Linked DNA regions of Mus musculus: region 1 is linked to region 2. The links are chromatin loops, found by intact Hi-C in ENCODE. Cell type or tissue: heart. All regions are shown on one strand. Each heading gives the region's core, and the rest is flanking DNA. Links, peaks and the distances in the headings are about the cores only. Region 1 has its middle 10 kb from the start of Txnip. Region 2 overlaps Itga10 (integrin, alpha 10).

Region 1 (2,911 bases), core at 270-2,769, 120 kb after region 2:
TCCAGTGTAAGACCTTGGTTAAAACAAACAAACAAGTCGGGCTGTGGTGGCGCACGCCTTTAATCCTAGCACTTGGGAGGCAGAGGTAAGCCGATTTCTGAGTTCGAGGCCAGCCTGGTCTACAAAGTGAGTTCCAGGACAGCCAAGACTACAGAGAAACCCTGTCTCGAAAAACAAAAAACAAACAAATATGTACATATGACTTAGGTTAATGCTTCAAGGTAGGAGATGCTCTATATTAAAGACAGGTGCATGAAACCCTTGGTCTTAAAGACACTGGTTCTATGAACTAATCACAGAAAATGTTCTCAAGACAGCCTTGATATGTGTGGATAAAGACACTTTGTAATATTAAATCATGTGTGTGTGTGTGTGTGTGTGTGTCTGTCTGTCTGTCTGTCTGCCTGTCTGCTGTTTGGTTTTGCTTGTTTGTTTAAGGAAAAAAAAAAAAAAGGATCTCTTGCTCCACAGGCTCACCTTCACCTTCACTTGCCACGTAGTAGAGGCTGGCCTTGAACTCCTGACTCTTCTGCCTGCTAATCATTAGGAACTTAAGTGCACTCCACCATACTAGGCCAGTTATTTATTTATTTTGTTACTTGTTATTTTTAGTGGCACACAAACAATAGGTTTCATGATGACATTGGTATAACAAGATATGACACATATCTTGTTGTATACCCACTACTGTTCCTTGTCTGGGCTCCTCTCCTTCTTCCACATAGGCCCCCTTCTGCTCTCATCTCATTAATACACATGCATACACACACACACACACACACGCACACACACACACACAGACAGACTGTACATACAAGAGGCCATACATGAGTTTTATTTCAGGAAACATGTAGTTTCACTGCTATGTGGTGGTGATAAATACTTCGTCCTGAGAATGGGCAGGAACTGAGCAGTCTTGGCTTCTAAAGCTCTGCCGTTGTCCTGTTCCACGTTGCTGCTAGTTTCCTGACACTGATTTTGAGAACAGTGATTACACAGCCTTTCTCCCTGAGATGGAGGACGAAACCTGTTACGATGCATGGATGGATAGAGTAGGGAGGGAGGTGTTGCCTTGGTCTGTGAAGAGATTGAAGCCTCAAGTTTCAAGGGTCAGTGTAGTGGTGCACACTTTAATGCCAGCACTCAAGAGGCAGAGGCAGGAGAAACTGTGAGTTCTAGGCCAGCCGTGGCGACAGTGTAAGCACCTGTCTTTAAAACAGGGTTGGCGGTAACAGGGGAGGACTGGAGATGTGATGGTGACTGAGGGGGGACTGGGGAGGACGGCTGAAGATGGAGATTATGTGTTCAAGCCAAGGTAGAAATGTCTCACTCCCAAATGAGATGCAATGTAGTTAAGAATTACGTTGCGTGGAGTTGGAGAGACGGTTCAGGGATTAAGAGTATTGCTGCTCGGGCAGAAGACAGGAGTTGTGTTCGCATAGACAACTGTGTTGTTCCCGCATCCAACCAGTGACCTCTGCTGGCCCCCAGCGGAATTACATTCACATCCAAAAACTCACAGTCAAGACGTCCACAAAATTTAAAGAAAATATTTTAAAACTCTTCTTTAAATCATCAAGATAAATATAAAAATGTTAAAAATAAAAACTTTTTAAAAATTACTCTATGTTACGTGCGTTCAGAAAGCAGCCCTCCTCAGGCCCCTCTCCTGAACGGTTCTCAGCTCCCAGCGCTTTCATCCAGCGTCCTGGTGCGCTTTCTATTGCTGGGATAAGCACCTTGACCGAAAGCTACTCGGGAAAGAAAGGGTTTCTTTCAGCTTACATTTATAGTCCATCACTGAGGGAGGGCAGGGCAGGAAGCTGGAGGGAAGACTCAAGCAGAGGCCATGAAGAAACAGTGCTGAGGGCTTGCTCCCCATGGCTTGCTCAGTCTGCTTTCTTATACCACTCAGGGCCACGTGCCCAGGGCTGGCATCGCCCACGTCAGTTATAATCAAGAAGATGTCCTGCTGACTTGCACACAGACCAATCCAATGGAGGCATTTTCTCAATTGAGGTTTGTCCTTCCCGTTTGACTCTGGATTGTGTCAAGTTGACAAGAACTGACCACTACATCTGTTTGCTTTGTTTTGTTTTTATTTTTTCTTTGCTGATGCTAGATTAGGTTAATGCCTCATTGTAGGAATGGGCTGAAATGTATCTCTGTCCATTTCTTGATATATCTCATTTGATGTGTTTTGTCTGTTTTAGATAGGGTCTCACAATGTGGCACAGGCTAGCCTGGAACTTTAGTTCTGTCTTCTAAAGAAAAGAAGAAAATAAAACTATATATGTGTATGTATGAAATAAAACATATTAGCTTAGGACCTTGTATAGTGGCACAGGCTTTTAATCCCAGACAGAGGCAGGAAGCTGTCTGTGTATCCCTGGCTGTCCTCAAACTCACTCTGTAGACCAGGCTAGCCTTGAACTTACAGAGATTCAACTGCCTCTGCCTCCAAAGTGCTGGGATTAAAGGCATACAGTTTGTTCCTTTTCAATGAGGGTTACTTCTGAGTGTCAGGGGGATCTCCTTTATGGGTTGATATGATCATGAGTCACCCGGATATGTTCAGTGACTGAGAATCCACAGCTAACCTGTAAGATGAGCATTGATCTCTGCGTTTTTAAGCATCTGCAGCAAAAATTCAACAATGGTTTCAGCCAATGACTGAGCAGGCCTCAAGTCTAACCAGAAAACAGTTTGTTACTCCCTAAATAGCCACGACGCTATTGTAGTAGAGTCTGCATCTTACTTAGAAGGTCAGTGTTGTAGATGCAGGGTCCAGCATGAGACCTTGGATGTCATTTCTTCCACAGTGGCCTGCCTGCTGCCTCCTGGCACCATGGAAGCTAGAAGTTTGCTGCTCAGTTCTAGATTGATGTCTCCATGGTGTGCAACCAGGATG
Region 2 (2,911 bases), core at 88-2,587:
ACTAACTCTAGCAATCTAATCTTCTGGTTCCTTCTCATTCTTTGGCCTGTTCTGTCTTCACCAATGCCTACTACCGTGTTCTCTTTGCAACCTGTCCCTGTAAAACTGTTCCTTAAAAAACCACCTCTGGCCGGGTGGTGGTGGTGCATGCCTTTAATCCCAGCACTTGGGAGGCAGAGGCAGGTGGATTTCTGAGTTCCAGGCCAGCCTGGTCTACAGAGTGAGTTCCAGGACAGCCAGGGCTATACAGAGAAACCCTGTCTTGAAAAAAAACCAACCAACCAACCAACCAAACAAACAAACAACCAAAAACCACCTCTGAATTCTACAAACTGACCTGCCTCTCAACTCACTGGATTCCCAATTCAAATGAACTGCACTCACTGACTTGACTAAACAGAACTCAGAGATCTGCATCCTCTGCCTGCCGAGTGCTGGGATTAAAGGTGTGTACCACCATGCCTGGATCTTAACTTTTCTTTACCTGGGACTTACTCTATACTAGACTAGCCTTGAACTTAGAGACCTGCTTGCCTCTGTCTCCTGGGAGTAAGGCATGTCAGTATTCCATCCAGATCACAGGGATCTAGAAGGTCTTTGGATGCGATCCTTTTCAGGGCAGCCATGTTGCTGTATTAAAATGCTGCAAACACTATCCATGGGCACTCTATATCCCAGGAAACTCAAACAGAGCCAGAAGTCATTTGATAACTGGATTTTATTTGTTCTGACCATTTGCTCACCATGACAGTCCCCAGGAGGGACTCTCTGCAGAAGACCAGAGACACCAAAATAAACATTGCAAGCAGACTCAGAACAGCCTGGGAAGACCGGTTCTCTGGCTGCTGGTCAACTGCTCAATCAGATTTCCTCTCATCACAGTCTAAGAGGGCCTCTGTCAGAGCTAAACTATGGAGATCAGAAACTGTCTTTGCTGTTCAAAAGTCTTAATTACAATAAACAACGAGTTTCCCCGTTACTATGAGAATTACACTTACCCATGAACCAAAACATAGGACAAAAGGGAGAGGGTTTAGTCAACACGCAATTTCCAGAAAAGGTGATCAAGAAAGGGCTGAAAAACTCACTGCAGCAGAGACACCTACAGCACATGACAGGAGTCTCAGAATGGTCTTCCCAGGCTATCACCGCTATAGCGCCAACACTGGGCAAGAAGGTGCTTACTCTCCAGACACCTGATGCCAACCATGTAGGCTTCCTCCCAGATGCAGATTCCCGCTTGTTTGGATCTATCTCAGGGGGCTGTTGTTACCCAAACCTGGTGCGGTGAAAGGGCTTCTTCCTGCCACCGTGAAGCTTTCAGTTACGAAAGCCCCGAAGAGTAAATGGAGAAAATTGTCACCAAGCTCCCCTGCTATCCCAGCTTGAACCACTTGGGGGCCTCTGGCTCCGGAAATTTTAGCATCAAGTCCTGGCCTTGCTCCCAGAGAAGGATGAGGGTTGGGATGCCTCAGCCCGGAGAGCCTGGGGGCAGCTGGGTTTCCCTAGCACCTGAGGGCGGAGTACTGTGAAGTCTCAGGTTTCAGCCGGCTGGCAGTTGCCGGTCTGAAGGATTCTCTGTGCCCTGGAATTGTACAGAATGTCTCTTGTGGCTTTTTCTCCTCCCTCCTTTTTTCCTGTTGACTCTCCCCACCCAGATCTATGAATCACAGGACTCCACGGGAAAGCAGCAGATGTTGACTTTTACTTCTTTTAAGCCAACGTCAGCTCTCTCCTGTGGAGTGGGGAGCAGGCAGGAAGGTGAGAGAGTGTGTACGCGTGTGCGGGGGGGGGGGGGGGGGGGCGGGGCGGAGGATAACCTTCTTTTTGGAATTGAGAGGGGGACAAAGGGAATCTGCAAGGAGAGTCGGGAGCAAAATCATTTGACTCCTGGTAATGGGGAAGATAGGGTCCAAAACAAAGAACCTGTGCTAGCTGTGGAAGCCGTCGGGAAGGGGGACGCACAGGGTGAGGATATTATGTGTTTTGGTGCCAGCCCTTCTCAGCTAAGGCAAAGCTTCATCTCTTGCCAGAAGCATCGCCATGGCTCAAAAGTCAAGTCAGGCTGCAGGCCTGGAGACACATGCTGGCAGCATCTTTTCCCCTTTGAGCCTCCAAGCCTCCTTTGGATACAGAGTCTCTTGAAAAGGCTGCCAAAGTGGGCTTCTGAGCCTCCTGCAGTCAGTCAGTCACTGCTCCAACTTCTCCTCACTTTCTTCTTCTTTGGGGATTTTCTTACGGGTAAAGAAGCCAAGCTATAGAGGAAAAGATACCAGTCATTGCCAGATGTCCCGGCTGGGGGCCTTGCCAATAGCCCTCGCTTATCTGAGGTCTTCGCTTCTGTTCTGTTTCCAAAAATGAGATTCAGATTTATTTTATTTGGCTTAGGTTGATTCAACCATCATTTGTGGGACAGAGTCAAGGAGAGCTGAACATGGCAGCCCCCTAGCCCCATCCTAACTAACACAGAGCCTGTCCTTTCTTTCCAACAGAATAAGATGCTGGCCTTACCTTCCACAGGCAGAAGACAAGGAGAGCAAGCAGGAGCAGCCCCCCCAGGACACTGCCAACGAGGATCCACAGGGAGATGAGGGTCGGGTGGGTCTGAATCACCTCCAAGTGACTCTGCATAGCAAGGAGAGTTTGTTTTGTCTTTTCTTGCTTGGCTTTTGAGGTGGCTTTTTGTGGCTTGGTTTGTTTGCTTGTGTTTGAGGCATTTTTATTTCATGTCCCAGGCCAGCCTTCAGCTCATGGCAAGCCTCCTCTCTCAGCTCCCCAGTACTTGAATTACAGGCAGGCATCACCACCCCTGACCTGTGTTTTATGTCTGCCCTTTAACTCAGCCTCAGTCAACATTATAACAAAGCCAGCCCTAAATAGAGTAAAAAATAAATAAATAAAGCAAAAAACC

Evidence for each region. A loop is a pair of places that touch in the nucleus more often than their neighbours do. Peaks named below come from ENCODE experiments on the same cell type or tissue, not always from the same donor. Only the 100,000 strongest peaks of a DNase experiment are listed, where the experiment ranks them.
Region 1: it touches region 2 in a loop (7-fold over the local background); 4 of 42 quality-filtered maps call a loop at or near these places.

Annotation. Positions count from the first base shown.
Region 1 is chr3:96,546,126-96,549,036 of GRCm38, reverse strand. No RefSeq gene overlaps it. Among named protein-coding and RNA genes, the nearest start is that of Txnip, 10 kb to the left of the region's middle. In heart, for the core only: a CTCF peak has its summit at 1,483 (motif pointing left); no DNase peak of the experiment used is centred there; H3K4me3 peaks cover 324 bases; H3K27ac peaks cover 303 bases.
Region 2 is chr3:96,662,309-96,665,219 of GRCm38, reverse strand. Itga10 (integrin, alpha 10) reads right to left here. Exons shown (of 30, transcript NM_001302471.1): 29 at 2,512-2,625; 30 at 701-2,255. The coding sequence ends at 2,190. Among named protein-coding and RNA genes, the nearest start is that of Ankrd35, 6.4 kb to the left of the region's middle. In heart, for the core only: a CTCF peak has its summit at 1,385; a DNase peak (open chromatin) is centred at 1,449; H3K4me3 peaks cover 981 bases; H3K27ac peaks cover 622 bases.